Regions from separate parts of the Homo sapiens genome. Here region 2 is linked to region 1. Evidence: chromatin loops called from intact Hi-C (ENCODE). Cell type or tissue: psoas muscle. All regions are shown on one strand. Links, peaks and the distances in the headings refer to the core of each region. The heading gives the core; the rest is flanking DNA.

Evidence for each region. A loop is a pair of places that touch in the nucleus more often than their neighbours do. Peaks named below come from ENCODE experiments on the same cell type or tissue, not always from the same donor. Only the 100,000 strongest peaks of a DNase experiment are listed, where the experiment ranks them.
Region 2: a loop joins it to region 1, with 2.9 times the contacts of the local background. A loop is called at or near these places in 15 of 110 quality-filtered maps.

What each region holds. Positions count from the first base shown.
Region 1 is chr13:98,645,462-98,660,504 of GRCh38, reverse strand. No RefSeq gene overlaps it. Among named protein-coding and RNA genes, the nearest start is that of STK24-AS1, 76 kb to the right of the region's middle. RefSeq lists an enhancer at 7,017-7,136. In psoas muscle, for the core only: a CTCF peak has its summit at 6,912 (motif pointing right); a DNase peak (open chromatin) is centred at 6,904; H3K27me3 peaks cover 531 bases.
Region 2 is chr13:98,459,523-98,474,565 of GRCh38, reverse strand. It overlaps STK24 (serine/threonine kinase 24), which reads left to right. Exons shown (of 11, transcript NM_001032296.4): 6 at 8,005-8,190; 7 at 10,730-10,875; 8 at 12,669-12,792; 9 at 14,126-14,194. Among named protein-coding and RNA genes, the nearest start is that of FARP1-AS1, 31 kb to the right of the region's middle. RefSeq lists an enhancer at 10,348-10,849. In psoas muscle, for the core only: CTCF peaks have their summits at 5,951 (motif pointing left) and 7,731; a DNase peak (open chromatin) is centred at 7,744; H3K27ac peaks cover 356 bases.

The DNA.
Region 1 (15,043 bases), core at 3,540-11,539:
GAAACAGCCTCTCTTGCCTAGGAAGAGAGAAGACCCTTCCAGGGTCAAGGCTGGGTGAGAGCAATGTCCTCCCTGCTGCCGAGGTAAATCCGTGTGCCAAGGGTGGCATGGAGCCCTCTCACCTCTAGAACCCTCCACTGCCCGCCCAACCCTCCTGCCACCTCTTCCTGGCCCCTCCTTCCAGCCTGCTCTTCCCAGAGCCAATAATGAGACAGAGGCCTGAGGTGGTTTTCCGATGTTCGGGAGGCACTGCCCAACGTGAATGCTCCAGGCCTTCAGGCATCAGCCTTGTGGGCATCTGGTTGGAGTTTCACAGGAAGTGACCCTCGGGAAATCAAATTAAAGTCTCCAGCAGAACTGACCATGGTGGAGCAGCAGGCAGCATGGCTGGGGCAGTAAGGAGACACTAGGGACCCCACAGAATTAGTAGCACCCTTGGCAACCCCTGGACGGATCAGATGACTGGTAGTAGCAATGATTAGGTACAAAACACGAAGCCTCTCCTCCATGCCAACCACCACCTGTAGGCAAAGACTGAATTGGGGCCCCAGTAGAAACAGTGGGCCCGGCTCACGCCTATAATCCCAACACTTTGTGAGGCTGAGGCAGGAGGATCGTTTGAGCCCAAGGGTTCAAGACCAGCCTGGCAACATGGTGAGACCCTGTCTCTACTAAAAATACAAAAAATTAGCAGGGCATGTTGGTACATGCCTGTAGTCCCAGTTACCCAGGAGGCTGAGGTGGGAGGATCACCTGGGTCCCAGAGGTTGAGGTTGCAATGAGCCAAGATCCTGCCACTATGCTCCAGCCTGGGTGACAGAGCCAGATCCTATCTCAAGAAAAAACAAACAAACAAAGGCAACAGTGAATCAGACCTCAGCGTAGAGTTCTCTATGCCTTCTCAGCTCTTCCTTCAAGGAACGGAGTAACTTTAATATTCAGAGATGTCCCTTGCTTTTGTCCTTGAAGAGCAGCGAGTTGAAAATATTTTTTTATTATGATGAGCCAGTGTACAGTTTTTTCCTTATAAAAAATAACTCCTAGATGAGGTCAAATTCTTTTCTCATTTGAAGCCGTGTGCCCTCATTTGATGTGGAAGTGTTGGAGAGAGCTAGGGAAAGGCTAAACACTAAAGTCTTAGAGAAAAGGCTCCTATCTCACCAAAATGGTTTATCCCGTATTTTGAGAAGGTGTAAATTCAGCCATGTGGGATGTTCTAGGGCAGGGGTCCCCAACGCCCGGGCTGCAGATTGGTACAGGTTGGTGGCCTGTTAGGAACCGGGCAGCACGGCAGGAGGTGAGTGGTGGGCCAGTGAGTGTTCCTGCCTGAGCTCCGCCTCCTGTCAGATCAGCCACCACACTAGATTCTCATAGGAGCTCGGACCCTGTTATGAACTGCGCCTGCAAGGGATCTAGGTTGAGCGCTCCTTATGAGAATCTAATGCCTGATGATCTGAGGTGGAACAGTTTCATCCCAAAACCATCCCCGCCATGGAAAAATTGTCTTCCACGAAACCAGTCCCTGGTGCCAAAAAGGTTGGGGACTGCTGTTCTAGGGTTGTAAAAAAACAACCAGGCCCCAAATGTCCATACCATCAGAGACTGGATTAGACACTGAATGTCCTTGGCAACGCCAGTATTCTTTGTTTTTGTTTGTTTGTTTTAGTTTTTGTTTTAAGACAGAGTCTCACTCTGTCACCCAGGCTGGAGTGCAGTGGTGCAATCTAGGCTTACTGCAACCTCCGCCTCCCGGGTTCAAGTGATTCTCATGCCTCAGTGTCCTGAGTAGCTGGGACTACAGGCACCCACCGCCACACCTGGCTAATTTTTGTATTTTGTTTTTTTTAGTAGAGATGGGGTTTCACCATGTTGGCCAGGCTGGCCTCGAACTCCTGAACTTAGTTAACCTGCCCGCCTCATCCTCCCAAAGTGCTGGGATTACAGGCATGAGCCACCGCGCCTGGACCTTTGTTTGTTTTTGTGTTTGTTGTTATCGTTCACAAAAATTTTGTAGGCCTGACAGAATTAAGGGACTGGGATGAAGAGAAAGGAATCACATGCCAACATGGGGGTTGAGATGTGATCTTGTCGTTAAAACCTGGCTGACAATGGACAAAGAGCCACTCCCTTGCATGGTGACTGGCTGACAATGGACAAAGAGCCACTCCCTTGCATGGTGACGACAGTCATGTGGGCTTAGTCCAAGAAAGTTCTCAAAACAACGCCCGTGTGAATACTTAACCCAATGAACACACTGAGTTTCACTTTCTGGATCTTTTTTGAATTAGGAAAAATGCTCTCAAAAATCTCTCTGAGGAGTACTGCAGAGAGTATTTGCAAACTCCCTCTGTGTTCCAAAGACCTTTCAATATAATTCCGAGGCCCTCTCAGCCGTTCTCAGGTTCGTGGGCAGCCTCACATTTGCGCATTTCACTTTCTCTTCCATTTGTGCGCTTACTCACCTTACGACTTCATATGCATTCCTGAGCCTTATTTTAGCCAACACAGTTTTCAGTGCAATTAAAATTCCATTAAGAAGAAAACACATGCAAGACAGAACTAAAACATGCTTGTCAATGGAGAATGCTAACCATTCAGATCCTGGTGTCCTTTTCATCCCAGGCTCCAAGCAAAAGAAGTGAACCTCCTTTGACCTGGATACCAGCGAATTTCAGAGCACATGTGTTAGCCTAATGATGTTAAGATGCTCCGATAAAAATAATTTACCGGTTGAAGAACAGCAAGTTGAAAATGTTTTTTATTGTGATGAGTCAGAGTACAGTTTTTTTTCCTAACAAAAAATAACTCCTAGACAAAAAATAACTCCTATTCTCATTTAAAGCAGTGTGCCCTCATTTGATCTGGAAATGTCCAAGCGAGCCTGAATGAGTAATGAAGAGCTTGGGGGAAGCACAGGACTCTTCGAGGGCTTCACTGCTTCCTGCAGGGAAAGCAGTTACCTGTCCCAACCCCAGCCTTGCATCTCACTTGCTCTTTTTTTTTTGTTGTTGTTGTTTTTGAGACAGAGTCTCACTCTGTCGTCCAGGCTGGAGTGCAGGGGCGCAATCTCGGCTCACTGCAACCTCCGCCTCTCGGGTTCAAGCGATTCTTCTGGCTCAGCCTCCTGAGTAGCTGGGACTACAGCTGCTTGCCACCATGCCCAGCTAATTTTTTGTTTTTTGTTTTTGTTTTTGTTTTTGAGATTGAGTTTCACTCTTGTCACCCAGGCTAGAGTGCAATGACGCAATCTCGGCTCACTGCAACCTCCACCTCCGGGGTTCAAGCGATTCTCCTGCCTCAGCCTTCCAAGCACCTGGAATTACAGGCACCCGCCACAACCCATTGCTAATTTTTGTATTTTTAGTAGAGACGGGGTTTCACCATGTTGGCCAGGCTGGTCTTGAACTTCTGACCTTAGGTGATCCACCCGCCTCAGCCTCACGAAGTGCTGGGATTACAGGCATAAGCCACTGTGCCCAGCCTAATTTTTGTATTTTTAGTAAAGACGGGGTTTCACCATATTGGCCAGCTGGTCTCAAACTCCTGACCTCGTGATCCACCCGCCTCAACCTCCCAAAGTGCTAGGATTACAGGTGTGAGCCACCGAGCCCAGCCCTCACTTGCTCTTAACCATACTGCAGAAGAATACAATGCGATTTCCAAATGAATGAAGTTGACACTTAAGAGAACCAGCAGATTCACAGCAATGGCTGGCTTAGACCAGCCTGGGGACTCACTATCTAAACGTGCAAAAACCATTGACATCAGATATTTTTTACCAAAGCAGTTTCTCAAGGTCAATTACCTGCCTCAGTTAGCATCATACAAAAACTTATTTTTAAGTTTCCTGTGGCAAAAAGCATACGCCTATCACACTGATATTTCCACATGGCTTGGCCAGAGTTGCTTCCTAGGGCTCTGGGCTCCTCTGCCCCAGGCCCAATCAGAATGCATCTATGGTCTTTCACCTCTGCCTTTGGCTTTAGCTATTACCCTATGAGCTCAGGATCCCACCTCCCTTTTCACCACCTTTGCACACAGAATTTCAGGTCCTTCTCTGCCTGAGGATTCATCATGGCAGTGATTCCCATTTGGCATCACCATCCCACATTTTGCTGCCTCTGAACCTTGTCTGCTGTGAAGACTTTCTTGGCATTCAAGGCTTGCATTTATCCCTGGACTTTGATGTTCAATCCTAGCGTGTACGACTTCTGTAACTAAGCCAACATGGCGGCAAATGCCTGTAGTCCCAGATACTTGGGAGGCTGAAGCTGGAGCATGGCTCGAGGTCAGGAGTTCAAGACCAGCCTGGGCAACATAGACAGACTCCCGCCTCTTTAAAAAAAAAAAAAAAAAAAAAAAAAAAGCCGGCACAGGGGCCCACGCTTGTAATCCCAGCACTTTGGGAGGCTGAGGCGGGTGGATCACTAGGTCAGAAGTTCAAGACCAGCCTGGCCAACACAGTGAAACCCCATCTCTACTAAAAACACAAAAATTAACTGGGCCTGGTGGCGGATGCCTGTAATTCCAGCTACTCGGGAGGCTGAGGCAGGAGAATCACTTGAAAGGTGGAGGTTGCAGTGAGCCGAGATCACACCACTGCACTCCAGCCTGGGCAACAGAGCTAGACTCCAACTCAAAAAAAAAAAAAAACACCCAAGACTCCTACCTCTTTAAAACAACAACAACAACAACAACAACAACAGACTCTGTACTCTAGACTTCCCTGTCCAGCCTCAAGTGTGAGTTCCTACACTCCTGGTCGTGGATCTGCCCAAACTTCCTCCTCCTACTTCTCCCCGTGGTCTTCTATCCTCCAACGTGAACAAAGAGTTCATGGACCAGGTCAGGCCTAGAGGCCTCAAAGTCACTGTTAGAATCCCCAAGAGGCAGCCTCACAAGACTCAGGTGATGATGCCAGCTCTCTCCCTAGTCTAGTGGTTTTCAAAGTGTGGTCCCTGGACCAGCAGCATCAGCAGCCTCTGAGAACAACTTAGAAATGCGCCTTCTCAGGCACTGCCACAGCTGTATTGAATCAAACACTCTGCTTTAACCCTCCACACTTGTGCTTTAACGAGTCTCCAGATGATTCTGATATGGAGAGGGGAAGTGCGCAGGGATTTCAAGGAAGGCTTTCCTGACGTCTGTGTGGTTCAGGCTGTCACCCTGAGAATGCACAGCCCTCAGTTGGCCCCCTGGAGCCACAGCCCTGGAATTTGGGGACTATATCAGGAAGTCACTCAAATACCCCAAAACAAGAGTCAAAGATTTCCTGAAACGGGACCTTCAGGGAGACAAACGGGATATGGCTCAAGCCATCCTGCATCCACACCACTTCCAAGCCCGCATGCTCCACTGGAAGCCATCATCTTCCTCCACTCCAGCAAACAGACCACATTGTAATGATCCCAAGGACCACCTGACGCAGACCTGGATGAGAAAAGTTGATCCAGGAAATCCAGGACTAGGGGTAAGGGCCCTAATTTTATTTGTTTATTTTTTTCAAGATGGAGTCTCACTCTGTCGCCCAGGCTGGAATGCCGTGGCTCGATCTTTGCTCACTGCAACCTCTGCCTCCTGGGTTCAAGCAATTCTTGTGCCTCAGCCTCCAGAGTAGCTGGGATTATAGGCGCCCACCACCACGCCTGGCTAATTTTTGTATTTTTAGTGGAGATGGGGTTTCACCATGTTGGCCAGGCTAGTCTCGAAATCCTGACCTCAGGTAATCCGCCTGCCTTAGCCTCCCAAAGTGCTGGGATTATAGGTGTGAGCCACCGCGCCCGGCTATATGTATTTTAATTTCTGTTTGTCTTTATTTTTTCATATATACGTGTGTGTGTGTGTGTGTGTGTGTGTGTGTGTGTGTGTAGTATGTAGGTATGTATGTACTGAGCTCCAAGATACCTGGAAAGATGTAAATTAGAATTAGTTCTAATGTTCTAATCTCAAGTTAATTAAGTATATTACTGCTACTGACTCATGCTCCAGGCACTGTACTTGGAGTTTCGTGGTTGATCCTCAGAACAACCATGTGTGGAAAATATCTATTGATGGAGGGCTGTGGAATGGTGGAAGAGCTGGCCGGCAGTCGGATCAGCTGGGATATCTGTTGATGGAGGGCTGTGGAATGGGGGGAAGAGCTGGCCGGCAGTCGGATCAGCTGGGATATCTGTTGATGGAGGGCTGTGGAATGGGGGGAAGAGCTGGCCGGCAGTCGGATCAGCTGGGATATCTGTTGATGGAGGGCTGTGGAATGGTGGGAAGAGCTGGCCGGCAGTCGGATCAGTGGGGTATCTGTTGATGGAGGGCTGTGGAATGGTGGAAGAGCTGGCCGGCAGTCGGATCAGTGGGGTGTCTGTTGATGGAGGGCTGTGGAATGGTGGGAAGAGCTGGCCGGCAGTCGGATCAGCTGGGATATCTGTTGATGGAGGGCTGTGGAATGGGGGGAAGAGCTGGCCGGCAGTCGGATCAGCTGGGATATCTGTTGATGGAGGGCTGTGGAATGGGGGGAAGAGCTGGCCGGCAGTCGGATCAGCTGGGATAGCTGTTGATGGAGGGCTGTGGAATGGGGGGAAGAACTGGCCAGCAGTCGGATCAGCTAGGTTTGGGTCTAGTTTGCGGCTAATCACAAACTGTTACATGGGAGATATGTAGTACTGAAATTGGGGGCTTTTGCTGATGGCCAAAAAAACAAAGGTGCTCAATGAATAAATCTTGGTGAAGAGTGGATCCCTCCATTTTACACATAAGGAACAAAAAGCTTTGGAGAGGTCAGCCAGAGGTTCTCAGCACCGGCTGTGCACGAGAGTCACCTGGAGGGTTTTAAATGCCCAATCCCTGGTAATCCCCAGACAGGGCAGCCTGGTTGAAAACCCCTGCGTTAAATATGTTGCAGGCAATCCCATGGCCAGTAGGTGGCAGGGCTGTGACTTGAGCCCAGATCTATTGACGGGAACCCAAGCTCTGGCTTAAGGAGCCAGTTCCTGGAGCTGGAAGTGCAGGTAACACCTCCAGGTCACAGAGCAGATGTACCGTGAGAAGCCTGACAGTAGAGACTGGGCTTCCCTCAACAATACTTGCCACGGAGGGATGGTATTTTCCCACTTGAGAGCCTCCATTTCAGGTTGTGCTGATCACAGGGAGAGAGAGAAAGACTCTTTAGAAACAGAGCAATATGTGAAGCCACTAAGAAGAATCTAAAGGTTTCCTTCTAATTAAAGGGATTACTCTGCCACGTTTAGGAGACAGAAAAATGCTGCCCCCTAACATTCTATGGAGCTGTACACATCACAGTGTACGTCCATACCTACTTCCCAGCTCTGCCACTTCCTAGCTGAGTGTCATTGGGCAAGTTACTTACCCTCTCTGTTTCTCAATTTTCTCATCTGAAAAAGTGGGATAATGATAGTATCTACACCAAAGAGCTTCTGTGATGATCACATGATATGTGAAGCACTCAGAACAGGGACTGGCCCATGGAAAGTGCTCAAGAACATCAATTATTACATTTGGACTTCACAACAACATCCTACAGCTCAATGTCTCACCCCAAGTTAACAGCCAGCAACCCAGAGCTGGCATCAAACCTTCCTAAGTCTGGGTCGAAAGGACCTGTCTGTCTACACCTGCACTGCAAAGGTCCTGTCTTCATCCTCTCTCACCTGGGCCAATCAGTGGCTGCCTACCTTTGTCCCTGTCTCCAGGCCCTTCTTCATCTAATTTATCTATCCTTTTTATTGATATGTTTTTAACTTTTTATTTATTTTTGTTTTTATTTTCATGTATTTTGTTTTATTATAAAAGTAAAATACTTTATTTGTACAGATAAAATTTGAAAATTGTGGGTTAAGAAAAATCCATCAGTAGTCCCACTGAATCTGGCCACAATTCTTTGCTGCAATATGATGCCTTGAGCACACAGTTCTTTACATAGCTGACCTCATTCTATAGAGTGCAGAAGAACCACCTGGAAAACTCATTTAAAGTTCAGATTCCTGGACTCTAGCCCCAAAAGCTCTGATCCAGCAGCCCTATGACTGGAGACCTAGATACTTCTGAGAGCATTGCCTTTGAGAAATCTTCTTGTACAGGGCTGTAATCTCGGCATCATATACATTCTAGTCCTATTTCACTGAACCATTTCACCATAAGCATCTTTCCTTGTTGCCACATGGGCTCCACACTGTAATTTGGCCTTTACAGAGCTTCCGTACATCTTAATAATGTCACAGTGCAGGTGGTATTTTCCTAGCTGACCCAGCTCAAACTCTTCCTCTGGTTTTGTTGATCTCAGATGAAGGGTATGGGATCTGGCAGAAGAAATACAACATTGCATCAAGGGGACGCATAGTCATTTCCCTCCATTGGAACCTTTACATTGAATCTGTTTAAGCTCTCCAGGCAAGTCTGAGTGTGATTAAGCCAAGTAGGGGCTCCGGGGTGGAAAATGGGACCAAGATCTGAGCAGGTACAGTCCACCGAGCAAAGTCAAAGTCTGGAGCGGGAGACTGAAGATTGAAAACATTCCAGAAGCCAGTGGTTGGAGCAGCTGGAAGAAGAAGGCCCAAACCACCAGGGAAGGGACTTGAGTGAGGCGGGTGCCAAGGGCACGGGAGTTGAGGAGACACAGCCTCCTTTGTTTCACAGGGGTCTGCCCCACCCTGCTTACCACATGAGCCTTGACAATCGCTCCAGAGAGTCTGCTTTTGAGAATCTCTTGTAATCTGTTTTACCCTGGAAAAAACTTTTATGTCTACTGATCTGCTGGGGCCCATCTACCTGACCCATTCCTATGACTTAAAAGGCCCTCCCTTTTTCCTAACCAGGTACCCTACTGTCTTGCTTAACTAATATGATTATGTCCTCAGCTGGACTAATGGGGGGGACCAAATCCTTCTAGGGGAGAGGGAGAGACAAACAATCAGGTGTTTCTGAAACCTTATCTCCTCTCTCCATCAGCGATGTCGACCATGAAGGATTGGACAAGACTATATATTTCAGGAGCACCGCTCTGGTATGCAAATCTGTGCACAGAGACCCATGACTGCTGAAAACCAGTTTTAATACCTGGTTTCTGAAAGACTCTTCCAGAAGCAATGTGGGTCTTCATCTTGTTGCTATGGAGGTTGCCAAAGGCCTCCAGCTCAGTTTCCAGAATTCGCAGCGTTAGAGATCCCACCATTCAGACTTATTCAAGTCCTTTCCCATGGGCAAGACTCAACAAAACCAACATGCTCACTCACACATTTACAGTGAAAACAGTCACATCTTCATTTTAGCAGGTCAATAACCTTGGAAAAAAAAATACATTCGGATTGGAGTTGTGCTGTGAATATGAAATTAAAATAGAAGAAGCCAGCTGTTGGAAGAAATATTTTTACCAAGCCATGGTCAGCTAATAAGTTCCCATTCTCCACTATCGAGAGACAGATACTGTTTATCCTGCTTGTGAACCCCTTTCCTTTCTGATTTCTGTGTTTCTGACCAATTCCTTTCTCTTCACCTTTCCCTTCTCAATGCTCCAAGCCAACTCTCAGAACTCAACTCACAAAAACATTGCACCATCATCATCCTTTGCATGGAGTTCGTGCCAATCCTAGTTGCACTTCCTCATCAGAACCTGACTATTTTATGATCATTTCTCAAAGCTTCTCTTCTCAGTCCTTGCTGCTGTCAGTTTCCCCTTCACCAAGTGCTTGGCCTCCTTGTCTAGAACATCCTTGCATGTCTTGGAATTCATGTAATCAAGGAAGAGGAGGCTCGGAAGCATCCGAGCTATGCCACCACACCCCTCGGGATGGCAAGCTTGAGAAACTGGCTTTGCAGGAAGCTTGCTGCAGTGAGAAACAGGCTTTATAGACAGGGCGATTGGCATGAAGGAGCCTTGTGAAGGTAGGAATGTATGTCACAGGCACAGTTTTGGGACAAAGTCCAACTCCGTACGTCCACAGGTGGAGCCGATTCCTGTCAGGTCAGTCTCCATCTAGGCGAAGCCCTTCCAGGAAGGGCACCGAGTTCCAGGGCTCGATGACATCACTGGGGCAGAGCTGCAGGACCAGCCCCTGCCCCTGCTCACTCTCTGTGCCCTTTGCAAACAATGGCCTGCCCCAGGGGACCAGGGTAGAAGCCTCCACCCTGTCTTTGCTTCTCTTATCTCTGAAGTATGGTTTCTCAACCTTGGCACTATTGACACTTGGGGCTGCATAATTCTTGGCTATGTGGGCTACCCTGTGCATTGGAGGCTGTTTAGTAGCACCCCTGGCCTTGACACTAGACGCTTCGTTTATGTCAAGGAAAAATGTCTTCAGACATTGATAAATATCCCTTCTGCGGGGCAAAACCACCCATGGATGAAAACTACGGATACCAAGCTGCCCTCCACTTTCAGAGCAATAAGAAGAGGACACAGGGCCTCTGCTTTCAAGTGGGTGCAGAAAGTAAGACTGGAGCGAGGGGAGGGTTGGAGCCAGCAGGTAAATGCTGTAACAGAGGCTTAGGCAATCCCCTGCCGCTGCATCTCAAACACTTGTTTGTGCAACAAATAATTAAATATGCTATGTGCACAAATCTGCCCATTTGTAGATTCTGGACAATTTCAGAGATACCCTCCTGTCCCCTACCACGAGGCTACTTGCATCTATTATGTTTACCCATGCCAAGTCAAACAGAAGACTCCTCTTTTAAAGTCCTCAAAGCAAAGTTCTCAAAGTCCAAGTTCACCACCAGCATCTTAAGAAGTGTGATTGTTGGCTGGGCGCGGTGGCTCATGCCTATAATCCCAGCACTTTGGGAGGCCGAGGCAGGCAGATCACGAGGTCAGGAGTTCAAGACCAGCCTGGCCAACATGGTGAAACCCTGTCTCTACTAAAAATACAAAAATTAGCTGGGCATGGTGATGCTCACCTGTAATCCCAGCTACTCAGGAGGCTGAGACAGGAGAATCGCTTGAATCCGGGAGGCGGAAGTTGCAATGAGCTGAGATTGCGCCACTGCACTCCAGCCTGGCGACAAAACGAAACTCCATCTCGAAGAAAAAAAAAGAAGAAGAAGTATGATTGTTGTTGTCAATGATGATGTTATTACTGCATAAACAACATTAAGGAAAATTTAAAAAACAAACTGGGCTAGGTATGATGGCTCACACGTGTGATTACAGCCCTTTAGGGGTCTGAGATGGAAGGACTGCTTGAGGCCAGGAGTTTGAGACCAGCCTGGGAAACACAGCAAGACCCTGTCTCTACAAAAAATAAAACAAATTAGCCAAGTGTGGTGGTGTGCTCCTATATTCCCAGCTTCCTGGGAGGCTGAGGCAGGAGAATCCCTTCAGCCCAGGAGTTTGAGGCTGCAGTGAGCTATGATGGTGCCACTGCACTCCAGCCTGGGTGACAGAGCAAGACTCTATCCCTTTAACAAAAACATGACAAATTCTACTGTTATATTATCTCTCCAAATCAAGTGGTTCTCCTTTCTTCATTTCCCTCCAGCCCTTTACCATACGAATACATGCTTTTCTTACACATAAAACTCTTGAGTAGACCCATCTTCAATTTTCAACACAACTTCTCCTGAACATTTATGGGATGATGCATACATGAGGAGTCCTTCTGATGTAGAAAGATATCTTGAGCCAGGCACGGTGACTCACACCTATAATCCCAGCACTTTGGGAGGCTGAGGCAGGAGGATTGCTTGAGCTCCAGGGTTCAAGACCAACCTGGGCCACATACTGAGACCTTGTCTCTACAAAACATCAAAAAAATCAACCAACTGTGGTAGTGCACACGCATAGTCCCAGCTACTCAGGAGGCTGAGATGGAAGGATGGCTTGAGCCCAGGAGGTTGAGGCTGCAGTGAGCTGTAATTGTGCTTCTGCACTCCAGCCTGAGCAAAAGAGTGAGACCTTGTCCCCAAAAAAAAAAAAAAAATTGAATGAAAATCTACGAACAAATGTACATACCTTTTGCAACAATTCATTCCGCTGTGACCTAATATTTACTATAGGGCATGGAGGAAGTCAGTTTCAGTCTGGATTCCTCAGAATTGTCTACCTCACTCTGCTCAATGATTGAACTTTAAACAAGAAGTGACCTTAGGTATCACCCAGAGTTCTCTCACTTTACAGATAAGTTACCTGTGGCCCAGATAAGTTGACTTTTCTGCCAAGAGAATATGAATAGTAGATAACAAGACTGGGAAGAAATCCCAGCCCTCCTGACTCCCTGAAGCTGGTGGCTTCTCTCCACACCCTTCCTTACTGAACACCCATAAAGTTCACTGAAGGAAGCAGAGATCAGAATGTAGCAACGGTATTAGACACCCATAAAGTTCACTGAAGGAAGCAGAGGTCAGAATGTAACAACAGTATTAGAAAGAAGCTGATACAAACACAGTTGATTTTCACAAAATGTTTTTTATTGTTTGTTTGTTTATGAGAGACAAGGTCTCACTTTCTTGCCCAAGCTGAAGTGGAAGACAGATTATAGCTCACTGCAACCTCAAGTGATCCTCTTGCCTCAGTAGCTAGGACTATAGGTGTGAGCTATTGTACCCAGCTAATACACACACACACACACACACACACACACACACACATTTTAATTATTATTTGTAGAGACAAGATGTTGCCCAGGCTGGTCTCAAACTCCTAGCCTCAAGCGATCTTTCCATTTCAGCCCCCCAAAATACTGGGATTACAGATGTGAGCCATCACGCCTATCTGATTTTCACAAAGGGTTTTAATTCAGTTTCCTGTACTGTAAGGGTTCTGGTTCTGGGTGTGTGACATACAGTAGAAACTGCCCTAGATTAAAAGTTAGAAAATATGGGTTAAATCTGATCTCTACTATTAATGAGCCCTAAAACCCAAGATGAATGGCTTAACTTCTCCGATCCTTGGTTTCTTCATCTGAAAAAATGTCAGAAATAATTCCTATCAAGTGTGTATTAAGAATCTGAACAAGTTATATTGTTTGAACCAGTAATCTCCTGCTTCAGGAGTTTTATCAATAAAAAACTCTGGTACCTAGAAATAGTATTATGTACAAAAGCACGTAACTACTCCTCTGCTGGTAATTACCATGTATTGAGCCTCCTATATGATTGCTACTGTGCTAGCTGAGTTATGTAATGGTCTCTAATCTCCATAACAAATCAGAGAGATGAGTATTATAGTGTTTATTTTACAAAGGAGAAAACTGAAGGCCAGGGAGGAAAAATGCCTTGTCCCAAATCACCCAGATGGTGAGTGGTCGGAGCAGAGGTCAAACTCCCATCTGCCTCTCTCAGCCAATTTTCCTCCCATTATGCCTTGTTATTTTTTTTGTAATGGCAAATATTTGGAAACAAACCTAAATAACCAATAATAGGGTTTGATTTAAAAATTCTAGAATGGAATATTTTCAGCTATCAAAACATTGTTTCTTTAAGGTTTATTAATCACTTGGGTTTTTTGTTTGTTTGTTTGTTTGTTTGTTTGTTTGTTTTGAGACAGAGTCTCACTCTGTCACCCAGGCTGGAGTGCAGTGACTCGATCATGGCTCACTACAACCTCCACCTCCTGGGCTCAAGTGATCCTCCCACCTCAGCCTCCCAAGTAACTGGGACTATAGGCATGCGCCACCACACTTGGATAATTTTTAATTTTTTTTTTAGAGACACAGTTTCACCATGTTGTCCAGGCTGGTCTTGAACTCCTGGGCCACCTGGCCTCCTAAAGTGCCAGGATTACAGGCGTGAGCCACCGCGCCTGGCCTTAATTACTTTCAACAAGATGCTTCATGGGCTCTTCTGCCTGATGGAGCTAGAGGGGCACTAAGATAGAAGGGAAGGGTCTCCATGCCCAGGCCTGGGCGGGGAAGGGTGGTGGCAGGAATGGATCACCCACCTGTGTGATGAGGCATTCGCAAAGATACCAGACCAGGGGATCAAAGACCTGAGCAAGTGCAAAGCCAATGAGAACTGAGTGTAAACTCACATGTGAAGGTGTATTAGTTAGAATGTAGGTTTGGTTGCTCTGACAGGGAAACTTCTATTTAACAAGGTGGAAGTTTAATTATCTTGCAGAGACATCCAGGCAGGTTGTCTGGGAATCCTAACATCATCAGAGACCCAGTTTCTTTTCCTTCTGTGACTTACCATTCTCAGCACAGCCTCCATCTCATAGCGCAAGATGACTGCTCCAGTCCCCACATTCTAAAGGAGGAGAAAAGGGGAAGAAAAAAGAACACCCCTTCCCTGCAGGACCACAGCCTGGAAGTTACACGCGTCAGTTCTAGGCACACCCTGTTGGCTAGAATTTGGTCACGATGATGCATTCATGCAAAAGGGTCTTGGAAATATAGTCAGTAGAGCTACCATATGCCAAACCCAGAATCCCAGTTATAGCAAATAAAGGGAGAATGGATGTCAGGGACAACTAGAACAGAGGGCTAAGGCAAGGCAAGCAAGACACGGGTCATTGTCCCGTAACCATCTCTGGGGACTCTGAAGGGGGTGTTAACCACGAAAACACAGCAAAACATCCCCAAGTCCATTTTACATTGCTCTAATTTTCTAGGAATTCTCCTTGTTACATCTGCTTCAATCTCCCCCAACACCACCTTCATAAGAGATATTGGGTAAAGTTTTACATGATTTCTCCTGGCCTTTTTTTTTTTTTTTTTTTTTCTGAGACCAAGTCTTGCTCTGTTGCCCAGGCTGGAGTGCAATGGTGTGATCTCAGCTCATTGCAACCTCTGCCTCCTGGGTTCAAGCAATTCTCCTGCCTCAGCCTCCCGAGTAGCTGGGATTACTGGCATGTTACTACCACACCCGGCTAATTTTTCTGTATTTTTAGTAGAGACAGGATTTCACCATGTTGGCCAGGCTGGTCTCAAACTCCTGACCTCGTGATCCCCCCGCCTTGGCCTCCCAAAATGTTGGGATTACAGGCATGAGCCACCGCACCCAGACTTCTCCTGGCTTTTTAAGGTCATGTATGTTTTTGTTGGATAAGACACTGTGCTGAGATTGGTGGCTCAAGCTAACAAGTTATTATTTGCATTAT
Region 2 (15,043 bases), core at 3,155-11,154, 190 kb after region 1:
ACACAGGATGGAGCGGGTTTGGAGGGGGGTGGGAGGAACTGAAGGGCCATGGTGGTGAGGGGTGGAGGCGTGTGCGGTTGCAGAGGGGCTCCACCTGCTGTCTGGGCACAGCTGGGGGTCGAAGTGCAAGTGCGTGGAATCGGCAACCTTGAAGGGGCCTGTAGAGAAAGGGGCTCCCACAAGAGAAAGGGAGTCCACGGAAGCGTGAGAATGGAGGAAGAACAGTGCTTTGAGTGACTGCTGCAGGGTCTTCCTATTATTTTTAGTTCTGAGGATTCTCGTTCCCAGCCTGTCCTTGTCAACATGTGATGAAACCCTAACCCTTTCTTCCCACTGTTTTTTACTTGTCCTGTGTTAGGGACACTCTCCTAATTTTTCTCATATTCTTTTTCTCTGTTGCCCTCCACTTTTGTGAACTCTGTTAGATGGGACAAAAAATCCCGGGACTTTGCCTCCTAGGGCTCTGGTTTAACTTCAGTTCGCACAGTCTGCTCTTCTTAGGACCCTGTACACAGTTAAAAGGCCACATGATCCACGGAGAATTGGCTTTCCTGGGCTCCAAGTTTCTGAGCAAACAAATACCTAACTCAGATATGCATATAGGCCGAACCTTGCTGCTGCTTTTAAACAGAAATCTTCCCAGTACCCAGTAAACTTCCCACCTTGTTAAACATAGTACAGGAAGCACCAGGTGACTTTCCCTGCAGACCCAGGTCACCGTTGCAAGCTATAGACTGTTAGAAAGCGTCCAGGTTGTAGCTCAAGTTGCAGGCGTACCTGGTTCCACCTTGGGAGGAGTGAGCCCGTCTCACTGTTGAGTGGTAGCGGTGGCTGTGACTTTTCTGAGCACTATGATGGCCTTGACAGCCTCTGGCTGGTGAGTGACTGATGGGTTCCCCCACCCCCCACATACCCACACAGCAGACCTGGCTGGTCTTGGGTGTGTGCCCTTGCCTGGGAGTGTCTCTACCCCACGTGGGAGGGACACTGCCTTGGCTGCTTCTCATCTGCAGTCACTTTGGCTGTTGACCCTTTTCCTGGGGTCATGTAATTTTGGGACTCGACCAGGAACTTACATGTTTAGTCCATTCTCTTTATTTTAAGCTGACCCCATTTATCAAAGTTCATCTGTGTAGATTTTGGCAAGGCTGAGACTAGAACCCATGTTTCTTAACTCATTGGATGACACCACCTCGATTATTCTCTTCTCATTCTTTGTAGTAAATTAGCTGATCTACCATGTGACTGAGGACTCTGATTTTAGATTTCCCTCTCTCCCTCCTTCCTTTCCCCTTTCCTTCCTCCCCTTCCTTCTCTCTTTCTCTCTCTTTCATTATTGTATTTATTTCATATTGATTCTTTCATTTAACCCATTCTGTGTAGGCACATTTTTCTGGATTCCAGTAATACTGGAGTAGACAAGAACAAAAGTCTCTTCTCCTGTATGTCTTAAATTCATATGGGGGAGACTGACAGTAAACAGGAAGAATTAACAGCACTTTAGGAGCAAGCGTGCTGTGTTGTAGTCACCATTTTCAGTGAGTTACCTGCCTTAGGTGACAAATATCCCTAGAGAGTGGCGGGGCAGAAGGCATGGGCACCTCAGTGTGCGGCCATTTCAGGGTTGGGCCCTGGCAGGATGGCGTTCTAGTTGAGATGCAAGCTGAGAGAGGTTTAAAAGAGTTTTGAAAGCATCAGTGCACAGCTTTAATTGGTGTTTTGAAAGAAAACTCCAGAATAAATAGAAGAATGTTTAAAGATTTAAAACTTACCCAAGGTCAAGAATGATGTGAACCCATAAGTCAAAGAGGTTGCCTGGTACCAAGCAAAATGAATGAATAGAGATGATTACATATGTCAGAACCTTTTCCAGAGGAAAAAAGTTGTATTACAAACTTATTAAAAAATTAAGTGCCTTCAAAGGAAGAAAATCAAGCTGGTGCCATTCATTCACAAATTTGTACTGAGCAACTGCACTGTGAATACAACTGTGATCACGACAGCACACTCCCTCCTCTCCTGAAGTAGAAGAAACAATAAATAAGCAGTTTCAGATCATGCAAAGTGCCGTGGAAAAAAGGAGACAGGGCCATGTGAAGATCTTCCGCTCTTGGTTGCACCATCACTGCTCACATGAGAACCTTTATTCGAGAGCTGTCCTGTCTGCCTGAGCCATCCGCACCCACCTTCCTTGAAGGGCAAGTCCTCCCTTCAGAGTTCCAGTTCCAACTCTGAACTGGAAATCATGAGCAAACTCTTATGTTGATGTGAAATTGACTTTCCAGGTTTGTGGACCCGGGAGGCGTGTGGTGAGGGCCGATGAGGGTCACGTCTGTGTCTGCGTCTCAAAGTTCTCAGAAGTGGGGTTTCACGCTGGGGCCTTAGGGCTGAGATTTCCTTTGTTTCCCACTGGGCGTGGCTCTGGACTGGCAGCTCTTGTCGCAAGCAGGGCCTGATAAGGGCGCTCTTCCTGGCTGCCCTGTGTGTGTCCCTCCAGTGGCTGGCTTGCCTGCCAGGCAGCCAGTGCTCTTCAGGGTACACTGGAGGCCGCTCTGGTCTCATGGCTCACTCAGCTGCTTCCCAGCTTTCCCTCCATTCTCTCTTGCATGACTTGTAGACATTTCCCCTCCTAGTCTGTGCACTGCAGGTAAGGAAAGACCTTCCAGCTATTGGGGACAGGGTTCTGTATGGTAGTTATGAAGGCACGTGCCCAAGTCACACCTAGGTTCACACGCAGATTGTCAAAGGAAGGGTGGGTTGGGAGAAGTGATGGACTTCACCTGCCTCACTAGCTTCTTCATCTCACTGAACTAAAGGGAATACAAACCTCCATTTCCTGTATATGTTTGGAACCTTTTTGAGCATTGTCACCTCTGGCAGTAGCTGTGCCCCCTTATCTTGTCTGGGCTGCTCAGGTGTTGCTGAATGTCTTTGCATACAAAGAGAATCTTATGTCAGTCTTAACCTAAGCATGACATTACTAAGTCCTGATTGCCCATATGTCGTAAGAACCTTCACTACTACTGTTTTAAGGTGATTTGGGGAAGTTTGGTTTGTTTGAAGGAGTCCCCATCCTTTGGAGATGGTGCTAAGGGAGATACCTCTGCTCACTGCGAAGAAGCCTCCGGTTTCAACACTAGAGAAAGGTCTTGGGCTGAAGAACTCTCATCTCCCTTTTTCCTTGTAAGATCATTACGATGGTATGTTAGCGAATGGATTGTGCTTGGTTTGAAGTGTAACCATGGTGAAAAGTGGAAACTGGTGATGCATTGATGGAAAAAAATAGCATTGTTGAAGATGAGTGAAAGCGTGGTGGGATGAGCCGATGGGCTGCCAGAACCCAGGCAGCCAGCCTGTCTACTGCACTGCGTACCAGCCCTTCCTGTCACTGGTCACTGAGCCCATGGACTCCCTGCTCCTGCCTACGGCTCAGGAATTGTCCACAGGCCTGGCTGGGAGGATGAGCCCTGAGGGCCAGGGAAGAATGTGAACCAGGAGACAGCAGGCTTTATTTTTGCATGAGTAATGTTGGGCCACTTTGGTCAACCTTGTGTTGCTCTTAATGGTCATAAACATCACATACGCCTCTAGATGCCAGTTACAAGTGTGTTCCTAATGATCGCATCTGCTTAAGTAATAAGCTTATATCAAATGAGATTTTGTTTTGATTGATTACAGCTGTGATTTAGGGTTATCCCTGGTTTTCTTCTTGATTATAGAGTTGGTTTCTTCTAGAATTATTTTCTCTATATAATTAAAATCACTTAAATTGTATCTTCAGATGTGTAGCTAGCGTACTTTATTTGACATGATATTGTGAAGATGTAGGATGCTGTTGCATAGATCCCCACATCTCCCAATGTTGAGGAGAGTCCAGAACCATCAGTAACAGAGAACTCAGGGTGGTCACTCAGGAGCATGCCCCAGGAGAAGATTCGTTCGCAGTTAATGTGTGCATTTGCAGCTTTTGACTGGAGCTTATATTAGAAACCACTGTTTGTTTTCTCTGTGAGCAGTGTCTTAATGTCTAATTTCATATCTTTCCCAAATGGGTCTCTCCTTCCACCTCATTTTAATTGCTTTGGAAGATGACTGCCTGCTCCCCACATAAAGTTTACTTTAAAACTCAGACATAGGCCAGGCACAGTGGCTCACGCCTATAATCCCAGCACTTTGGGAGTCCCTGGCGGGAGGACAGCTTGAGGCCAGGAGTTCAAGACCAACCTGGGCAACAAAGCAAGACCCCCCCTTGCCCCCCCGACTCCCACCTCTACAAAGAATTTAAAAATTAGCTGGGCATGGTGATATGCCCTATAGTCCCAGCTATCCAGGAGGCTGAGGTGGGAGGATGGCTTGAACCTGGGTGACAGAGTGAGTCCCCTCCCTGCCAAAAGACACAAAAAAACCTCAGACACAAGTTCTTGATCTGCTGTCATTTTTCCTAGAAGCAGTAATAGACAAACTCAATTATATTTATGAGTTTCCCTATCAACACATTGTTGAGTACATCCTACTTCATTAAGTTAATGTGCCATAGCAACTTAATCATTCTTCTGAGGTTGAACATAAGTAATGCTGCTGTTGAATATTTTGGGCAGCCCATACCATTTTCCAAATTTAAAATGTAGTAGAGATGCCTAGGAATCGAAGTAATTGGTTTTAACAAGTTTGGATATTTTTGTGGCTTTCGATTTGTATGCCAAATTGCTTGCCATTGATTCACATGCCAGTCCAGGATTCCAAATTACTCATAGTTAGATGTCTGGTGGGAGAGCCAGCAGGCAGGAAGACCACTTGGGAGCCCCCTACAGAAGTCCTGGGGAGAAGAGATCCCTTTAGACTAATCCAAAGTTAGGAGGGGTAGAGGGGACGCAGGGTGCTGAGAGCCCAGGAACCATACACCCTGGGTTGCAGCTGGATTTAGGAGGGTCCAAAGAGGGGATCCTAAGGAGCTGGGTGACCCTCGTGTCCCTGGCATGGCTACCTAGTAGGATGTCCTCCCCCCGCCGCCTTTTTTTTTTGGGGGGGGGGATGCAGGGTCTTGCTCTGTCACCCAGACTTATGATCTCGCTCACTGCAACTTCTTCCTCCCAGGTTCAAATGATTCTCCTGCCTCAGCCTCCCAAGTAGCTGGAACTACAGGTGCAGCCCACCATGCCCGGCTGATTTTTGTATTTTTAGTAGAGATGGGGTTTCGCCATGTTGGCCGGGCTGGTCTCGAACTCCTGGCTTCAAGTGATCTGCCTGCGTCGGCCTCCCAAAGTGGTGGGATTACAGGCGTGAGCCACCGCGCCTGGCCCCCATGTTTGTTCTTGATGGTGCTGTACTGGCTGCCCTCCTTGGAAGCCAGGAGACTGATACGTGGGTTGCGTTCAGATGGGGCCAGCAGGGGTTTTCTCAGTGAACTTCCCGTGGTGCACACTGCGTGCAGAAGCAGGCGTTCGCAAGCAGGCGTTCGGCCGCCTGCTTATTATCTGTCCCTGAACCTGAAAGCAAGTCCTCGGGCCTCTGAGTAAAATCAAGGCAAGCGCATCACCGACGTACTCTCAGCAGAGATCGGCTTCTGCCAGGGCCTGCCTGCCAGTCACCGAGTGTGTTTAGCTGGTTGAGAGGTGCTTGGAGGTCTGGAGGTGCATCCGTCAGAGATCATGTTCAGTAGCACAATAGGGTGACCGTAGTTAATAATTTGTTGTGTTTCAAATAGCCAGAAGAGAAGATTTGGAATATCCCAGCACAAAGGAATGAGCCGTGTTTGAGGTGAGGGGGATCCCAGCTACCCGGATTTGATTGTTACACACTGTATACTTGTACCAGAAAAAATTCATATAACTATTATGTACCCTTACAAATGAGAAGGCTCTGGGTCTGTGTGGCCAGGAGACAGCATGCTTTGAAAACAGCAGTAGCTGTAATGAAATCTGAGAGGCCTGGGGGAAGCAGACAGATGTGGAATCACACAAACTTGAGAGCCACCTGTTGGTGTGGAGAACCGCTGCCACACAAGAGTCACAATTGCCACCTCTGTTCTTGCCTCTCCCCTCCTCGGTCCTCCCTCCTTGTGCCTGCTCACTCCTGTCCTCCTGTCGCTGCCACAGTTCTGGGTGCTTGCCCACCCTGTGCTCCCATGCACCTGCTTCCCTGCTCCTAGGGGCAAGAGACTGGGATCAGTTGCATTTCTGCTGATTTTTAAGATAATGCAATGCAAGATAAAGCAGAGTCCAAGTTGTAGAGGGAAGGAAAATAGTATTACTTCCAACGTCAGCTCTTCTAGACTGACCCCTTCAGTACAAGATTTAGTAGAAAGAATTTAGAACAAGACTTGCTGGCAGCTTTTCATCTTCACTGAGAATAAGGAAATAGAATATGCCGTAGGCATCATTCCCATGGACTGCTGGGCTTGGGGGCTTCCAGTAGGGATTTCTGGTACTCACTAAGGCTGCAGGAACATGGTAAGTGTATCCTCTGGATAGTTAAAGCACCCTGCAGCCACAACGATGCTTCCGCCTATGCATTTCCTTGCTGTAGAGTGAGTGTGAGAGATGTATTCGATTCTCACTGAAGTTCTTGGAATAATGATGGATTCCAGTGCACAGTGAGAACAGCAGGAAAGCTGTACCAGACTCAGGCGTGTTCTCTACCCCAGTCCCCATTCGTCTTTCGCCAGCCCATATAGGACTATGTCCTGCCTCATTGTCGGCCTCTGTCCTGTTTGGGGATTGGTGTCACATGCTGTCAATGTCTCATCAGCTGTCAAGTTCCTCTTAGGATGGCCTGGCTCTTCTCATTGACATGACACATTCAAGGAATTCATTCCTTTGCCTAACTGCTTGGTTGTGCCACAGGCCTGTGCTGGGCAGAAGGAGGTGGGGCAGCTGGACCTGAGATGTCCTAGTGGGGCCACACGGCTTCTGCAGATGTCTCCTCTGGGACATTCGGCAGAAAATGCAGACACTAGAGAGACACAGTAAATGACATCAGCAAGAAACCACCAGACAAATCCCGAATTTGGGACCTGTTTCTTTAAGTTGATGTCCCTGGGGAGACTGGGGACAGGACTGTTGTAGGTTGAAAGAGCCTTAGCGACCTGGCAGTCAGTTGTACCCCGTGGACTTTGGATCCTGATTCAGATAAACCAACCATGGAATGACAGTTTTTGAACAGCTGAGAACATTTAATTATACATGACATTAAGGAATTCGTGTTAATTTCAGGCACTGATAGGTAGTAAAAAGTCTGTATATTGGCACACGGAAATACTCGGGGGAAAATGTCATGATGACTGATTGATTTTAAAATATACTCGGGGAACACATGGACAAAGCTCGTATGGCAAAATGTTAATTAGTAAATTCATGCAATAGGTAGATGAGGATGCATTATATTAATATTTCTCAGTTCTTTGTATGTTTGAACATTTTCATAATAAACTTTTTTAAGTTCTGGGCCCCTGGTAAGGCACCTTACATGGCCACCTCCTCCTCTTCCACCTCCATTCTACAGATGAGAGAAACAGGGCTCAGAGGTTAGCTCTTTCATCTAACGTCACAGGACTTTGACTGTAGAACTGGCATTTCAACCCAGGTATCTTGAGACCAAGGTGCCCACTCTCGACCTCAGAGCTGTGCCCTAAGTTCTAAGCACTGCTGGAGGGGGTGACTCGCGAGCGTACACCCACTCCGGACTCCTCCTCTCTGCTCACCTCTCTTACTGGTCCTGCTGGCCCCCGGGACTCCACGGGGAATGCCGAATGCATCCAGCAGGAGGCGTAGTAGGAGTGAATTGATAAGCCATCTCCATGTAGAGGCAGAAAACATTTGGCATATTACAGTTTCTCCTGTTGTCTCTTTTGAAATTACAGCGAGGGCTTATGTTTTTAAATATCAGTTAAAAATACCTTTTTCAAAACCTCAGAAGTATTGAGACATGTTACCATTTTCCCCCTAAATACTGTGTATTGGAATAGATTCCTGCTTGGTGTTTGTAAAGATGCTTTTCTTGTTGCAGGCAGACATCTGGTCCCTGGGCATAACAGCTATTGAACTTGCAAGAGGGGAACCACCTCATTCCGAGCTGCACCCCATGAAAGTTTTATTCCTCATTCCAAAGAACAACCCACCGACGTTGGAAGGAAACTACAGTAAACCCCTCAAGGAGTTTGTGGAGGCCTGTTTGAATAAGGAGCCGAGCTTTGTAAGTTTCCCAGGGATCACAGCGTACCTCTTCATGTGCGGCTTGACTTGGTTGAGATACATCCTGTTGGGATTGCTTTAATCACTCTTTTCAGCTGTCTTCCTGGTATTATTCATTTTTCTTTTTCTAAGTAAGTATGATTGACTTCTTTGGTTTGCAAATACATTTTAATTTTTAAGTATTAAAAATCTCCTTATTTTCTTTTAGATTTCTGCCATCTCATACTTCATTGAATCTGAAGAATATTCTCCTTAATATTAAATGTGGAATCATAAATGTTTAATATTTATAGAAGATCAGGCCATAAACTGTTACACTGTTTTTAATAATGGCAAAGGTTAGCTGGAAACAAATGGCTAAATATGTCTTTAAAGTAAATGTTTTCACTTTCCAGGTGGCATGTGTTAGGAAACAAAAGATTAGAAAATATAACCAAGCCACCCTCTGTGCTTCTTCCCCTCCCCTTCCTGCCTACTTTCTCTTTTTAGGTTTAATAGACTCTGGCAGAGCCATACAGCAGTAACGACTGTGTGGCTTTGCCTCATTTTCTGTCTGAATTAGGACATTTCTTTGAAAGTAGTGTGTGTGTGTTGGTGTTGGAGGTAGCACCATATGTCCTTGTTTTGTTTCTGAGTTTTCCAGCAGAGTTAGCTGAAGGCTAAGCTGAGCCCCCCTTTTCTTAACTCTTATGTAAAAATGGGTGGTTACTTTTACAAGAGCACCATGGTTTCCTAATATGCCAGTTCTGGTAAAGGAATTAAATGGGTAATGCAACATTTTCTAAGTACGTCTAAGGAGATGCAGGCTGAGACCACCACACCAGTGTTTGATGACTACATCAGCATCGGGTGGTGGTGGGGCTTGTCCTGCATGCCACGATGCTCTGCATTTTATTACACGATGATGTTTCTTGCAGCCATCATGCACCAGCACCAGTGGAGATGTGTGCAGGCATGTCTTCCCATACAAAGCATGTGTCCTGTATGGGCTTATGCCCCAGCACACAGAGCTCCACCCCACAGCTACCGAGGAGCTGGCTGAGAGGCGAGAATATGAGCACCTCCGGGGTAGTTGGGGTTTCACCCTTGGATGGACAGGGAGGGAGAATACTTGAGGTGATCCACGTTTCTCATGAGTTTGAATCTGAAAACATGCTTGGCTCTTGTAATCAAGCTTTTGTAATTTGGAGTGAGTGGGAACTTGGTTCGACTCGGTGTTTGGGTGTTCCTGCTGTCTGTTCCCATTTGGGCCATGCTGGTTTCCTTGGGAAGCACATTCCCTGTCACTATCGCCATCCTCAAGGCAGGCAGCTGACCAGGTGCTGCTTGCGGTGGCCATGCTGAGCCCAGGGCATGGGTGAAGTCCTCAGCCCAATCACAAGGGAAGGGAGGGAGGGACCTGGGAAATAGCCCTTCTAAACCGGGAAAGTTGGTGGTGAAGCGCATCCAGTTGCTCTTTCAGCAGACAGGAAAAAGGGGATCTCCTGGCTCCTTTCCAGTTTCTCTGAGATAATTCCAAATTGACATTTCTATTATATGGTTGGATGTGGCCAAACGTTAATACAGAAAGTTAACAAAGCAGCCCAGCATGGTGGCTCACATCTGTAATCCCAGCACTTTGGGAGGCCGAGGCAGGTGCATCACCTGAGGTCAGGAGTTCAAGACCAGCCTGGCTAACATGGTGAAATCCCGTTTCTACTAAAAATACAAAAAATTAGCCTGGTGTGGTGGTGCAGGCCTGTAATCCCAGCTACCCAGGAGGCTGAGGCAGGAGAATCGTTTGAACTGGGGAGGCGAGGTTGTAGTGAGCCGAAATCGTGCCACTGCACTCCAGCCTGGGCAACAAGAGCAAAACTGTCTCAAAAAAAAAAAAAAAAAAAAGTTAAACAACACAGAACATATATTTTGTCAGCATTTGTCATAAAGTATTTTATAAACTAGGAGATAAGCTTTTTTTTGAGACAGAGTCTTGCTCTGTCGCCCAGGCTGGAGTGCAGTGGCGCGATCTCGGCTCCCTGCAAGCTCCGCCTCCTGGGTTCACGCCATTCTCCTGCCTCAGCCTCCTGAGTAGCTGGGACTACAGGCGCCCACCACCACGCCCGGCTAAATTTTTTTGTATTTTTAGTAAAGACGGGGTTTCACCATGTTAGCCAGGGTGGTCTCGATCTCCTGACCTCGTGATCTGCCCGCCTCGGCCTCCGAAAGTGCTGGGATTACAGGCGTGAGCCACTGCGCCCGACCAGATCATTTAAGCTCTCTTAAATGATCCCTGTGAAGCTCTGTGCAGAGTTTTCTGTGAAAATGTATTTATTAGGGACATCCTTGGAAAGACAGTGCCCTGCCCACCATAGCACCCAGAGCCCAGGCGTAGGTCCTGAGCGACTCGTCTTTGGGTGAGTTGCAGTGAGAAGCGCTGTGGAGTAGAGAGTCCAGCCATCAGGTGTCAGTGTGGCGGTTGACATTTTGAGGCAGAAGTCTGTCCTTTGGGGTAGGACCAAGAACTTCATCTCATACTTTAATTGTTGGGTGTGTTTTTCCAGAGACCCACTGCTAAGGAGTTATTGAAGCACAAGTTTATACTACGCAATGCAAAGAAAACTTCCTACTTGACCGAGCTCATCGACAGGTACAAGAGATGGAAGGCCGAGCAGAGCCATGACGACTCGAGCTCCGAGGATTCCGACGCGTAAGTCGGCCCCTGAGTGACCCAAGCATGTGTGTGGGAGGGATCCGCTGGTCTTTGTCACTGTTTGGTGTGGGTTTCGTTTTCTGTTGAGTTTTTTTTTTTTTTTAGACAATCCAGGTTGGTGGCAATTGTTGTGTTAGACACAGCCTGGGCCTGTTTGGGAGTTGTTTAGCCTCTTGACGTTGCTGGTGGAGTTTCTGCGAGTGAACTCTTGTGGTAGAGCTGTGCATGGGGAACTGGACCTGGCTGTTTCATTCTGTTTTGTTTCGTTCTGTTCTGTTCTGTTTTCCATTAAACTTCCTGTTTGTAAAACCCTGATCAGGTGAAACTGCTTTACATGGATGTCTGAAAGGCCAGAAATGCATGTGTTTGTGATTCTGTATTGTGTCTGGTAGAAGCTTCTGTACCAGGAGTGGCTTACTGAGAATTGCTGTCAAGTTTGGCATCTAGGAATTCCCTTGGCTTAAGAGGCGGAGTGGGGCTGGAGCCATTTGTGTGGGGAGGGCTGGGGGAGGTGGTCGGGCAGACTTGTGTCTGGAAGTCCGAGCGTGGGACTCGTCTGTTCTCGTGCATGCCTTGGCAGAAGTTAAAGTTGGCCCACAGTGCAGGTCCATGTGCCAGGCCAGTTGAATGAGGATTTCCGGGGATGAGACCCTAAGTGGTTTTTCAGGGTCTCTAGGTGATTCCAGTTTAAAGCCAAGGTTGAGACCACTGCCCCCGGAAGTTCTTGAGGTACTGCCATTGGGAGATTGCTGGGGTAGCAACAGGGATGACAAGAGAAAGAGACTGGAGAGAGGTTTGGAGAGCCAGGACGCGGCGGTGGATTTGGGTGAAGGAGGGAAGCCAATGTTCCAGGCTGGGGCAGCGTGGCACCAGGTGTTGTGATGTGTGGTGCGGGAAGCCGAGTGTGGGGTGAACCGTGTGTGAGTCTGAGTTGTCCAGGAGAGACGTCCAGTGTGAAGTGGCACCGAGGTGTGGAGTTCAGGTGAGAAAGCTGGGCAGGTGAAGCGGGCTTAGGGGCCACTGCTCTGTGGAGGTCACTTGAGCCGAGAGAAAAAAGGGTGTCAGTTGGGGCATGTGGGGGAGTGAGGCTGGCCCCTAGGTGTGAGGGTGAGGCTCCGCCTGTGAGTGAGAGGGGAGAGGTATGGCCGAGGGGCGGGAGGAGGTGCAGGCTTAATGGGGCCACAGGCATCAGGGGATGATCAGCAGGGCCTGGGGCTCATTGCCTCTGAGGCCCATACAGGACAGGGAGTGATCAGCACACCATCATCTCATGATGGGGGAGGGAGCGCTCGGAGGGACACGGGTGGGCTTTGGAGCGAGTGGAGGGTACCAAATAGAGGCAGTGAGTGTGAATCCCAGAACCAGGGCTGAGAGATGGCCAAGGTGAGGCCAAAGTGTTGGAATGACAGGCATGAGCCACCACACCCAACACAGGGACATCTGCTTCCCTGGTGAGAGGAGGAGCCCAGCAGAGAGAAGCTGATGTCCCAGAGATGGGCTCCCAGGGAGGTGGGGGAGGTGTTCTCCGGGAGGAGGAGGAGGGTGGGCATGCACACACTGGCACGCCAGGGAGTTGTGGAACCACCTCCCGATGGTCTCTTCTCTGTGAGGGAGGAGGCGGGGGGGTCTTTGGGAAATCCCAGAGGGACTGGACAAGGGTGTGATGGGTGGGGACTTGGGGCTGGTGGGTGTGGGTTTAGAGGTCCCCAGGCGGCCTCCCCCTGAACGTCCCAGCGCCCCCAGAGCAGGTGTGCGAGCACTGATGGGATTTCCTGCATTTCTGTGTTAAGGGAAACAGATGGCCAAGCCTCGGGGGGCAGTGATTCTGGGGACTGGATCTTCACAATCCGAGAAAAAGATCCCAAGAATCTCGAGAATGGAGCTCTTCAGCCATCGGACTTGGACAGAAATAAGGTACGTCTGCTCACTCCAGAATGGCCACGCTGACCTCAGTCTGCAGTGTTTTGGAGGCACTTGTGTGTGAAGCTTGCTGTGGGTGCGGCTGGGGTCCTTTGTGGCAGCTGTCCTGGAATTTTGTTGCTAGGGGATGGGCAGATGAAGAGCTTTAGTTCTGTCTGATGATCCAGGTGTTCACACCAGGGAGTCTGGCCTCTGGTCTGTTTTGTGCCACTCTATTCTGCTCTCTGCAGCCCTGCTGTTGAGTTAGGATGTCCCGATGTGGCAATGTCATGGGGTTTGGGGGTGACCCGTGAAATGACTTCATAGCTCTGAGGGACTGTTGTGCATGTTGCGGTTACTTACATACATATCATAATTTTGTGACTGAGTTTTAAGGACCTTATAAGTAAATGCATTGCTTTTGATATTTATGTAAAACAATTTTGATTAATTGGTTTTATGCCTGTTAAATTTATGAAAGGCCATATATTTAGGGTCTTGTAAAGCATAGTGGTGTAGTTTCTTTCAGGCAGGGTGGGCCAGTGGCTGTCCCCTGTTGATCCTACAAGTCCCGCTTTGATAAGTGAACAGGTGTTAAATGTCCAAATAGAGGTTGCAAAAGTAGAAACTCGGTCTCTGTCCTAGACAGCCATTGGAATGGCCAATCTTGACCTGATTTCTATTTCCAGGGTTTCATTAGTAAAGTACTTTTCTCTCTCTCTCTCTCTCTCTCTTTTTTTTTTTTGAGACGGGGTCTCTGTTGCCCAGGCTGGAGTGCAGTGGTGCCATCAGAGCTCACTGTAGCCTCAAACTCCTGGGCTCAAGTGATCCTCCCACCTCAGCCTCCTGAGTAACTGGGATTGCAGGCATGTGACATCACGCCCAGTTTATTTAAAACTTTTTTTTTTTTTAATAGAAACATGGTCTCACTATGTTGCCCAAGCTGGTCTCGAACTCTTGGGCTCAAGTGATCCTCCTGCTTCGGCTTCCCAAAGTGTTGGAATGACAGGCATGAGCCACCACGCCCAACCAGTAAAGCACTTCTGCGTAGATAGCAAGACGAGGCAGTTCACCGCCTGTGCCCACACAGAGTCCCCTTCCACATGGAACCCAGATGCTGGTTTCCCCGGTGCGTGGGTTTTGCATGTCACTGCAGATGAAACTTTGAAGTCTAGTGAGAGGCAGCCGATAGTCTCCTTCAGATGTTATGGTGCGCAGAGGGTGTTTCCTCAGCGTGAAGTGTAGAGGCAACTCCTGCGCTTCCATAGTCCAGGTGGGAGGTTTATTAAATTATTGCCAATGTGAACGTCAACTGTTTCTGATGACCTTTTTTTCCCTCTCCCCCAAGATGAAAGACATCCCGAAGAGGCCTTTCTCTCAGTGTTTATCTACAATTATTTCTCCTCTGTTTGCAGAGGTAGGTACCTGGCTGGCCTTTTCGGAGTGGGAGGGGAGGGGGAAGGAGAAGCTGGACACACTTCAGTGGTGATGTTGCCAGTTAAGAGTTGGGGACATTAAGACAAGCTGGCAAAGGCTCGGAAAGCCTGCATGGTGCCTTCCCAAAGGCTGTCAGCACCACCTTGCGCCTCCCCTGTCCTGGGTGATGCCCACTCCGCCGCAGCCTGGAATGTGTAGACTGGATGACAGTGACCCAGCCCGAGACCCTGTGTCACCCGTTGCCCTGCTTTTTAGCAAATCTCATTGTGTACAGCCTGCTCTCTTTGCCTCAGACCAATTTCTGGCCATGTGAAAAGTAGATTCTTTCTTCTAAGGAGACGTTGGATGCCCTGGAGTCCTCCGGTTTCCCCTGAGCCACATGTTTCACTGAAGTCCCTCCTCTGCTCAGCAGTGCTGTGCTCCCAGCTGGGCCTCCCCACGCCCACTCCCTGCTCAGCCTCTCCCTCCCAGAGGAAAGTGCTCCCGTGGCCGTGTTTTGAGAGATTTTCAAAAGTAGGCTTTATAAGAATGAAGATTGTTCTGCATCTGGTTAGTAGCGGATTTGAAAATAAGTTGGAAGTCCCCTCTTTTCTTGTTGTGCCCCTTCCTGGCTGAGGCTGCCTTTGAGGTACTCACTGTGGGCCACACACGCATCTGTTTGCGTGGGGATCTTCCCTCTTTGGGCAGTTTTCCACTGCGGCTGTGTTTAGGGGTCCTGGTCCTTGAAGGGGAGGTGCTCAGGAGAGGAAGTGTCATAGGAGCTCATTCTCCTCCCCTGTGCCTGCGTCACGCAGCGGGGGACCCCCGGCCATGGGCCGTGCCTGGCCAG